Linked DNA regions of Homo sapiens: all the other regions are linked to region 2. The links are chromatin loops, found by intact Hi-C in ENCODE. Cell type or tissue: ascending aorta. All regions are shown on one strand. Region 1 overlaps CACNA1C (calcium voltage-gated channel subunit alpha1 C). Region 2 overlaps CACNA1C (calcium voltage-gated channel subunit alpha1 C). Region 3 overlaps CACNA1C (calcium voltage-gated channel subunit alpha1 C). Region 4 overlaps CACNA1C (calcium voltage-gated channel subunit alpha1 C).

Region 1 (2,500 bases), 49 kb after region 2:
ATGTTAGCTATTATTATTAAAGGGCTGAGACAGTATTTTGTCAGCAGCTTAGTTCAGCTTGGTTGAACACGGCACTCCAAACATTTCACCAAATACCAAACAGGACTTTGTTATTTAGGGAAGAGATTCAGGAGCTTTCATGGAACACTGGAACATCTAAACACCAGCGAAAAACACAACTATCCCAGCCTCCATGATAAGCATCTTCACTGTGGCGAGGCTGGAGGGCTGGTGAGCACTGTGACCCTCAGGCTCACGCCCAGAGAAGGCCTACAGTCTTGGGGTGCTTGGCTCCAAAAGGAGTCTAAGTCTGGAGGAAAGGAAAAGGAGGGTGTTCATACGGCCAGAAACAATGGTCCTGGCTAGTCTGTGTTTAGCCAGGTTTACCCTGAATGCTCACTCAGTTCTACAGGGGAAGGGCCTCTCAGGGACTACTGACCATGCAGAACACCTCAGAAACTTGGAATCCCAAAACCTTGGTCTTGGAAGGGCATTGCAGCCAGGCTGCCTCTCTACCTGCTTATCTTCCTCCCACAAGCCTGTGGGCTTCTCGAGGATGGAAACCAGTCCCCTAGTACCTAGCAAAGGACCGAGGACGTAGCCAGCTTCCCATATGCATTGGTTGTTTGGATGGATGGATGGATGGTGAATGGATGAATGAATTCCATAGCATTTCTAATCAAGAAAACACCAATCTGTTGCTTCCCACCTTTCCAGGGGAAGCCACCTTTTCTTGCGGTGTCTTACTCTTAAAAGAGTAGTATCTCATCCTGTGTCCCAACCCTGCCCGACATGGCACTCCACTCGCTCCTTTCTCCCACCACTGCTGCCCATCAGGAGGCTGTTGTGTTAATTCTGAAGGCTGAAGCCACCCAGAAACCTCCGCCCAGATGCCTTAGAGGGCCCCTAAAGAGGAGGAAGTAGCCAGGGGGTTGGCCTCATTTCCCAGCTAGCAGCACCAGCTCTTCCCTGGGTGTGAGCTGAGAATTTTCGGGGACAGGCAAAGAGCCTTCCGGAAGGGCAATAGGTTCCTATTTAAACGGTTGTTTTCATTTGCGTGTTTCACTAAGCACAAAAGCTCCCCTTTAAGCCCTCATCTCATGGTGAACAGACTATTCCTGCCTGTCTGAGTCACATATCTCTGGGCAGCCAGACCTTCTGACTCACTGGTGGTTGAAATCTCAGATTCACAATACCAGAGAGTTGCTAAAAATAGGAATCATGTACCTGGGCCCCAAAATAGGACAGAGTCAAACACGGCTCTTTAAAAACCTACTGCCCAATGTGTAACATAAAAATCAAAGAGGGGCTATACTTGTCTTCTTTCATATTATCTTAAATGTAATAAAGCCGTCTCTAATTCCTTTGGAAATCGGCAAAGTAGATGGACCAATACAATAGAAAGATAGGTTGGAATAATCGTGCCTAGTGCACTCTGGTTGTTTTTATTAGAAAATTCTATATCCTTAAATTAGCATAGGGTATTTTCACAGCAGTGGTAGGGAAATGAAGCTTCTCCATCCATGCTTTGCCAGTTTCTCTCTTGGGAATCAATGTGGCTTAAAATAGTAAGGAAATTTTCACTGAGGAACAAAGAGGATGCTTAGGGTTTGTTTTTTTTTTTTTTTTTTGGAGTTGTTTTATATTTCCTTTCAAGGCTTTGAGGTCTCCCTATATTAAAATTTTATAGCTTTTTCCATTACTTGCAAACTGTTTGTACTTGAACAGCCTTAGGATCAGCCTTGATTTTTTTCAGCCTTACTTTTTTTTGGGAAAAACATCTATACCACTTGAAGTATTCTTGACAATTCTGGGCAAAAGTCACAACAACTTTCTTCATCCTGCGTCTCTCCTATAGAAGTTACCATGGCTTCTGGGCCTCTGCTGACCTCACAACAGCCTGCAGGGAGGTTGGGCAGATGTCCTCACTCTGGGTCTACAGATGGGACTCAGATGTGCAGGGAGGAAGCACTCAAAGGGAGGGCCGGTCCCTCACCCAGTGTTTCTGATGCTTGCCCTGTCCTGCACCTGGAAAGGCTGGGAGTAGACACATGTGAAAGAAGAGAACAGAGCAGACCTGCCTTCCAGGGACAGGAGGGAGCCACGCTGTGCATGTCCTGCTCTGTCTGATGGCTGCCACCCGTGGAAAGGTGCTGCCATTCTGTCTTCCATACCTGCACATCTTTCTACATTATGTTTAAGGTTTTTTTTTTTTAACTAATATGCTCTACAGAGCAGATGACCTAAAGAAAATCACCCTGGAGATTGTCTCAAGAGGAAGGAAATGGCTCTTGACATCGTAAATCACAGATGTTTGTTTTCATGGTGTTTTAAATTCCAGTGACTTCCGGAAGGTGGGAGCCTGCAGGCATGGCGGAAGAGACCACTGAGTTATGGATCATAAATCACTGGGGCCACTTGTGGAACCCAGCCTAAAATCGCCAGCAGCCAAGATGAGGCTGCCGGGTGAGTGAGGGGGAAGACAGGGGATCACAGTCAC
Region 2 (2,500 bases):
AGGTGCTTGCCAGGCAGACAAGGAAGTGACAGGCATTCCAGGCAGAAGAATCAGTGTGTCTAGGAGTAAAAACACAGAATGAGAAATAACATGGCACTCGTGTTTGGGCCACTGCAGTTGGTTGTGTGTGGCAGGACTGAAGAAAGTTGGGGGGAAGAGGAGAGTTTTTCTAAGAGATGAGGCTTGCTCAAGAGGCAGAAAGAGTCAGATCCTGGCTGGTGCTTCTCAACTCTGCTGCTCATCAGAATCAACCGGAGGAGCTTTAAAAAAATCATGTAAATACCTGAGCCGCAGCCAGTGATATCAGTGTTTAATGACTTGTTGGGGGGCAGGGGCTGATTTGTAGCATTTGCCAATTTCTATGATGTAAATACTCATGCCATGGTCAATTTCAAGCTACCAATGGGATGTCACTGACTGCAGAGTTGGGAGGAGATGTGTAGTAGCACACCATTATATAGTATTTCCACCCAGCAGATACAATCAATAGAAATTACCTCGAAAGGTAGTAAAGGCATCAGGCAAACCTGACTTTTGAGTATGTATTACCTTTGTTTTTAACATAATGTACTTACTTACAAGTTTGTATAATTTTTAATAATGGTCATTTAACAACCCACTCATAAGATTCCTGGAAGCGATGGCCTCTCCTGAGTCGCTGGGGCTGGTTCCAGCTGTAGGACACCACTGGCCCCACCCAGGCCCACTCTATGGAGTCACTACGGGTGAGACCCAGGCACGGGTAATTTTAAAAAGATCCCAGGTGATTCTAATATACACCCAGGGGTGAAAACCACCTATTTGTAGCCCATGTTAAGGAGTTTATAGTTATCCTAGGGGCCACTGAGGCCATTGCAGGATTTCAAGACTTTTAAACAGAAGCAATTTTACCAGGTTTGCTTCTTAGATGGGTGAGGCAGCCACAGAGTGACAGGTGAACTAAGAATGGAGGGAGGCAGGGGGACCCGTCAAGAGACTGTTGCAAATTTCCAGGCAAAAGCTGCCAGGGGCCTACCTAAGGCTACAGAGGGAGGGAGGTCATGGAGAGACAGCAGCGGGTCCTAGCTGCCCTTGGGTGTAGGGGTGCTAAGTGGATAAGGTGAGGGGGATACAGGAACAATTTTAGTTGCTGGTGGAGACTGAGAAAGTTGAGGAAGTTGTTTTCTGATCACCTCATTTTTTTTTTTTCCTATCAGAACTAGGTGATGAGGTTCCGTTGCCGGGAGAGGGAGGCAGGCATCAGAAAAGCCTCTGGCCCGGCCGTGCAGTACCTGGCTGTGTGCATCTGAGGGGGCCGGTCTTCCTGTCTATAAAGCCAGGGAGCTCAAGCAGATCCCTCTGAAGTCTCTTCCAGCATGGAGACTCTGATTCCATCACACTGGCATTTGCTCATGTTTTCACTTTCTTAACTTCCCCGGTGACTCAAATTACAACTTGTTATGGGTATAAAGCCTCATTTTCTCTGGGAATCTGGACTACGTCTTTGTAAGTCTTCAGCTCGGGGCAGGCAGTTTCAATCCTTGGGGAGCGAGCACTATGCTTACTTCGCTCTCATCTCCCTCCTTTCACGGTCAGTTGGCTCCCCTCCCTGAGGCTGACCACTCCCAGCCCCTTTCCAGATGGCGTCTAATAAAGCCGAATGGGACAGAGACGTACCTTCTGGATAACTACGCATGCAGTAAATTCTAGCAGACCAAAAAGTAAAAAGATTTGCTAAGCCAAGGAGTGGGCTTTGCTCAAATTGCAAAGGAATTTCTCCAAAGGCCTCTTGCAATGCCTTGCTATGGAGTTCATCTGTCCCTGCAGTGCCTCTACTGGTACTATACTATGCCACGGTGAGGACCAAGACTGCAAGAGGCTGGAGACCCAGGTTGCAGGTTGCCCATGTGGCTTACTCTCCCTCCACCTCCCTTCCCTTTCACTGTTGCTGCTCAGAGAAGGAAAAGTGCAGGGTTGTCTACCAGGAAAAGAAAAATAGGGCATGTACACAAACGGAGAAAGGGAGGCTGGGGTTGAAAAAGAGTCATGAACTGGAGAGACTGACCATGGGCTTTTGTTAGAAAGAAAAAAAGGAGACAACAACAGGGTGCCAGGAGACCTCTAATTGTGCTCATTCTTGCTAGAGTCCTTCATGGACTCTAGGCTCAGTTCCGAATCCACGACCAAAGTAGATGAACTTGGAGTAAGATCCAACAACATAAGGTGATTAGGGTCAGAAAGAACAACTTGCACAGAAAGGGTGAAAGACGCACAATGTGTAACCTGGAGGAAAGACAGTAGAAACAAGATGTAACAAACATCTTCGAGAATATGAAGAACTCTTACACAAAGACAGTACAGTAACCCGCGATTCTCCGCCAAGGAGCATGCAGATGAGTCACCTGCGAGAAAACTTGAGTGCAACAGTGTTTCTGGTGGCACTGCTGCTAACCTGGGTGGTGTGTGATCCACAGAAGGAAGGCAGCTTGTCTGGAGGGTTTTAAAAATCAGAGTGGTCCTT
Region 3 (2,500 bases), 100 kb after region 2:
TAACATGAGGGCTCGCCTAAACGAAATGGCCTGAAAAGCTGTGCAGTTTGAAGAATCCCTATCTTCAGTGGAAAACGGCTGAACTTTACCATCCATGTGGTATTCCTTGCACATATAACGTAAATTCCTAATAAAACACTCCCTTCCACTGCCGCCCAAAAAGCCGCTGGGTAGGTGCGCACCAGCCTCTCTCGAATGAGCACGTTAGCAACAGGTTGAGAAAAAGAGTAGAAATACCGTCAGATAAGAACATGGGGTTTGGAGACCAGGGAACGGTGGAAGGGAGCCTAGGAACGTCGAAAGTAAGTCTCGTCCATCACTCTGCTTTGAGTGATTCCAGCTCTGCGGCACAGCAGAGTCCTCTCATTGAAAGTCAACCCGTCTGGGATGAGGAGGTGTTTAAGGAGAGTTTAAGAACAGAGCTCCTAAGTTCCAAAAGCTCCTGAGTTGTAGCCGGCACAGGCTATGGGCAAGGAAGGAAGGCTGCCATTTCCTCCACTACCTGGGCTCTCCCTGCAGCCCTACGTCACCTTCACAAGTGGTTCCAGCCAGTGGTATGTTGTTAAATGTTTTAGCAACTGGCTTTTAGGAGAGGGGGAAGGAAAGCTCTGGGTGTAGCATATGCCAGTTTTTGTGGTGTAAATGTTCCCACTACTGCCCATTTCAAGTTATCAATGTGATGACATTGAATGCCCAGTGTAAAGGGTTGAGTTCAGTCAGCAATCATGAGCCCTTCCCACCCGCTTGACCCAAGGAAGAGGAAATTCCTGCTAGGTAACACGCAGGGATGGAATGGAGAGAAACAGAGTGTTTCTACAGAGGGAGCAAGGTGTGAGTGACAGGCTGCCGTCAGCACTTAGCGGCCCGTCCCTCCTCCCAGAGAGCAGGAGAGATGCCAGGCACCACTGGAAGCCAACCCAGGATCTGCAGAACGGCCCTACCCCAGGCCCCGCTCACTGAAGGGCATCGCCCACCAGAGGGCAGGCTGGAGAAATGAAAGGAGACACATGGCCCTGGCCCATTCTGTGGCTACCAGGAAGGTAACAAGGAGGAGGCTTCAGGCTCTAAGGAAAATGAAGTTTGGGGATCACTGGTAGAAGTTAATTATCCTTGCTTCCCCTTGGAGCAGCGGGCATCCCTTCCCTGCAGACTCACACTGGAACAAGGCTGAAATGAGAGCCGCCTGCCTGCAGCTTAGGGGCAGAAGTGTCTCGTCCAACTGCCACTCAGTCAGGAAACTGAACAAAGCAGGACCCCATAGAGTGCACAGGCCGGAATTATGGTAAATTACAAAGCAATGATAATCATTTACATGTGTGCGTGTCTGCCAGTGTATGCCTCACTTTCACAGACCTTTTTTCTTTTTAATTCTGATCCTGGGAGGCAGACAGAACAGTGAGCTCTCTCCCTAAAGAGTTGACAGCATAGAAGCGGGCAGTATGCCCGCCTGGAGGGCTGTTCTGTGCTGCGCCTGGGTCCTGTTCTGCACCCTCCTCCCCCAGCCCCTCACTGTCTCTTCCTTTCAGTGGCTCTTCTCATTCATTCCATCTTGGCAGCAGCCGCTTGTGTAACTAAAACCGCAAGAAACTTTGTTTGGCTTCGAATTCAGAAGAAATTCCAGTAACTCACTTCCCACTACCAAAAAAAAAAAAAAAAATCTAGAGGTCTGTTCTAGAGAATTCAGCTTTTTCCGTGGGTAAAATATTCACAAAAAAATGCTCCCTCTCCCCAGCTTACCCCACTCCCCCGCTGAAGCCCCAACATCTGAAAGACATCGGCCCCTCACTCATGCAGCCCGGCAGAGCCTCAGCACTTCCTGAGGGCCAGGGACGAGCTAGGGGGATGGCGGGTTCCTGTTTCGTGGCTGGAGCCAAGCAAGTTAAGAGTTGTTGAAAGACGTGCTTGGCTGGTCTCTCTCCTCACCCGGGTATACTGCTGTTTTGTTTTCAGTGGACAAGGAAGCCAGGGATGAGATCTCTGAGCATCCAGCTCCCGGATCTTGGAAAAAGGCATAGCCAAGGCCCTCCTTACTCCTCCCCACCAGCCATATCTAATATCTGCTAACATCCTTGCAAGCAGCTTCATGCCTGCATGAATGAAGCACAAGTAGCTGCTGCTAACTCAGGAGGAAGGACTTTACTCTGCATGTCCTAGGCCCTTTCTATTGAAAGTGGGGCCCAGGATTCGGACCAGACGGCAGCATCCTCTGGGAGCTTGTTCCAAATGCATCATCTTGGATCCCCATCCTGGATCTCCCGAATCAGCACTGCATTTTCACAGGATTCCCTGGCACTGTCTTTAGACCATGTGCCAATAAACATTTCAGTGTAATAGACACGTATTGGGTACCTGCTGTGTACCGGGCACTGTGCTGGGTGCTAAGGTGATAAAATTCTGAAAGTGGAATCCCTAATCCAGTGAGTATACAGGACAGACTGGCTCGTGGCAATAATGCCCTGTCCCTGCAGGCTGAGTGTGGATATAGAGTAAGGGGTCCATG
Region 4 (2,500 bases), 83 kb after region 2:
CCACTCCGCACAGCCTTGCAGAGCAGCCTTGCCCGTTAGACAGAAGCATGGACATTCAGCTATGGGCTGAATGTGTCCCCACCAAAGCTCATGTGCGAAAGCCCTCACCCCTAGCACCTCAGAATGTGTGATGGTATTTAGAGGTAGCATACTATTTTGTTTGTTTTTTTTTGTACAGACAGGGTCTCCCTGTGTTACCCGGGCTGGTCGCGAACTCCTGGTCTCAAGTGATCCTCCCATCTCAGCCTCCAAAAGTGCTGGGGTTACGGGTGTGAGCCACTGCACTGGCCTAGGGGTAGGGTATTAAAAGAGGTTAAGTTAAAATGAGGGCATGAGGGCGGATCCTATCCAACATGAATGGCGTCTTTGTAGAAAGGGGAAGTGTGAACACGGACGCACAGAGGGATACCATGTGAGGACCCATGGAGAAGCCAGGGAGAAGGCAACCCTGCACCACCTTGATCTCAGATCTCCAGCCTCCAGCCTCCCGCCTGAGAAGAAACCTGTTTCTCTTGTGCAAGCCACCCAGTCTGCAGTGCTCTGCCACAGCACCTCAGCAAATGAATCCAGGTTTCCTCACTCATTTTCCCACCTGGAAGGCACTTTTGTGACCGGAAGCCACATTCACGAGTCCATACTAGCGGCTCCAGCATGCAACCACATCCCTCTGGACTGGGAACATGGTCCCGACCAGGGAAGCTCCCACGGCCGGTTTCCCGCCTCCGTCCTGGGAGAAGGAGGAGCTCTGCACCCTGCTCTTGGGCTCCCCACTTGTTGCTGTGATGCAGGCTCTGCATTTACCAGGCCCCCCTCCCGGGGCCGCAAGAGCCCCTCACCATGGCCAAGGCAGCAAGCCCAGCCAAAGCAGGAGTGAGGTCTGGGAGCGGCCAACCCCAGGATGGAGCCGAGAGGCTCCCTGGTCCCAAATTAGAACACAGAGGGCAGAGAGACAAAATAGACCAAAATACCATTCTTCTCATGAGGGAATATTTACTGAATAGTTTATATATACTGAATGAATGTTATGTAAGAGTCAACATGTTCAAAGCACTAAAAATAGTTCTGGATACATTTTGGCGAATAAGCTATTGATGTATTTAAACCCCTCTAAGGACAGGGCACATACAGGAGCAAAGGTAAGTGGCCACTCCCTGTTGGCACGCTACCCATCCCAAGCCCTGGCTCACTGGTGGAGCATCCGAGGGGCCCGGAGGACACTCCCCTCCCAGCAAAGTGGAAATGTCCCCAGGCGTCCCAGAGGCCAGAGCCACAAGGGGAGGAACTTCCAATAATTGGTGCCTTTGGAAGAAGATGGGCAGTATGGACGAGGCAAGGGACTGACGCTACGGCTGCCTCCTGCCTCCTTTGGAAGAGTGACCTTGGCATTCTCAGCACTTGGGCAGCCTGGCACTAGCAAGCAGAGGCGGCGGGGGTGGCAGGGGGCACAGCAATTATGGCATGACCTTATGTTCCTGACGTCAGCCTCTGCTCCTGCCAACACACAGGCCAGGCATCCTCCATCCGAAAGTCCCAGCAGTGGGAGAGAATGGCGAATGGGTTAATAGCAAGAATGAGGCCTCAGGCTAGGAATTCACTGTGCGAGGCTCACTGAGTGGCAGAGGCAGCCAGATTTCAGTTCATAAACACTAGTCAGTCACGAAAATCAGCCAGCCTCAAAAGCAGTATCTTTTTCAAAAACCCAAACACTTCTTTCTTGTAAGTGAACCAAAGTTTACAAATTGTTTCCTAATAAATCAGTTGGATCATACTTTTTGTAAGATTACTGAACCAGAAACAATCTAAAATGTCTTCAAAATAGCCTCGCAACCACACTGATAGTTCATTCAATTGCAAAGCCTGCCCACGAGTCTCCTCTCAGCCTTAATTCCAGCTGGTTAACAACTAAGGAACATTAAACCAGACCTGGGATCTGAGGCTCCCCACCACTGCAGGGCCAGGCTGGGGAACTTGGGAATCTCCTTTCAGAGTCTGGGGCTTGGAAAATGAACAGGCAGATGGAAGGCTCCTTCAGGCTCAGTCTGGCAGGACCTCATCACTCCAGTTTTTTCCAAAGGAGATCAGGCTGGGTCACAGGTCGCCCAGAACATTCACAGGGACTATGTGAGAAGGGTACTGTGGTCAAGACAGTTTGCAGGCCACATAGGGCTCTAAAGAGGACTTCTTCTGCAGGACTTCTCTGAGCCTTTAAAATGCCAATGAGCGTCTTTGTGACTCTCTGGTGGGGTGGCGGGGGGCGGATGAGGCTGCTGCATTTCTTATGCTCATTTAACTAACAGAACCTTGCTCATTTTCACCTCCGGGGCAAATCACGGATCAGGTACCTTCTGTGCGAAATTCTGCCCTGCCTCTGTGCTAAACTGCTGGCCCCAAATTAAGACCTTGCCTGATCACAGAATTTAAGGTCTAATCATTCTTGTAAATGTCATTTTACAGGATCAGAAGGTTTTTAAGACCCACAGATACGGAGCTGACTTCTGGG

The links. A loop is a pair of places that touch in the nucleus more often than their neighbours do. Peaks named below come from ENCODE experiments on the same cell type or tissue, not always from the same donor. Only the 100,000 strongest peaks of a DNase experiment are listed, where the experiment ranks them.
Region 1: it touches region 2 in a loop (1.8-fold over the local background); 8 of 110 quality-filtered maps call a loop at or near these places.
Region 3: it touches region 2 in a loop (2.1-fold over the local background); 5 of 110 quality-filtered maps call a loop at or near these places.
Region 4: it touches region 2 in a loop (2.2-fold over the local background); 7 of 110 quality-filtered maps call a loop at or near these places.

What each region holds. Positions count from the first base shown.
Region 1 is chr12:2,335,154-2,337,653 of GRCh38, reverse strand. All of the region lies in intron 3 of CACNA1C (calcium voltage-gated channel subunit alpha1 C), which reads right to left. Among named protein-coding and RNA genes, the nearest start is that of CACNA1C-IT3, 67 kb to the right of the region's middle. RefSeq lists an enhancer at 1-192. In ascending aorta, no CTCF peak of the experiment used is centred here; a DNase peak (open chromatin) is centred at 1,143; H3K4me3 peaks cover 581 bases; H3K27ac peaks cover 2,500 bases.
Region 2 is chr12:2,384,062-2,386,561 of GRCh38, reverse strand. All of the region lies in intron 3 of CACNA1C (calcium voltage-gated channel subunit alpha1 C), which reads right to left. Among named protein-coding and RNA genes, the nearest start is that of CACNA1C-IT3, 120 kb to the right of the region's middle. In ascending aorta, CTCF peaks have their summits at 1,258 (motif pointing right) and 1,848; DNase peaks (open chromatin) are centred at 1,551 and 2,381; H3K4me3 peaks cover 1,055 bases; H3K27ac peaks cover 2,500 bases.
Region 3 is chr12:2,283,451-2,285,950 of GRCh38, reverse strand. All of the region lies in intron 3 of CACNA1C (calcium voltage-gated channel subunit alpha1 C), which reads right to left. All of the region lies in intron 1 of CACNA1C-IT3 (CACNA1C intronic transcript 3), which reads right to left. Among named protein-coding and RNA genes, the nearest start is that of CACNA1C-IT3, 15 kb to the right of the region's middle. In ascending aorta, a CTCF peak has its summit at 977 (motif pointing right); DNase peaks (open chromatin) are centred at 970 and 1,420; H3K4me3 peaks cover 705 bases; H3K27ac peaks cover 2,420 bases.
Region 4 is chr12:2,301,274-2,303,773 of GRCh38, reverse strand. All of the region lies in intron 3 of CACNA1C (calcium voltage-gated channel subunit alpha1 C), which reads right to left. Among named protein-coding and RNA genes, the nearest start is that of CACNA1C-IT3, 33 kb to the right of the region's middle. In ascending aorta, no CTCF peak of the experiment used is centred here; DNase peaks (open chromatin) are centred at 823, 1,543 and 2,083; H3K4me3 peaks cover 1,189 bases; H3K27ac peaks cover 2,500 bases.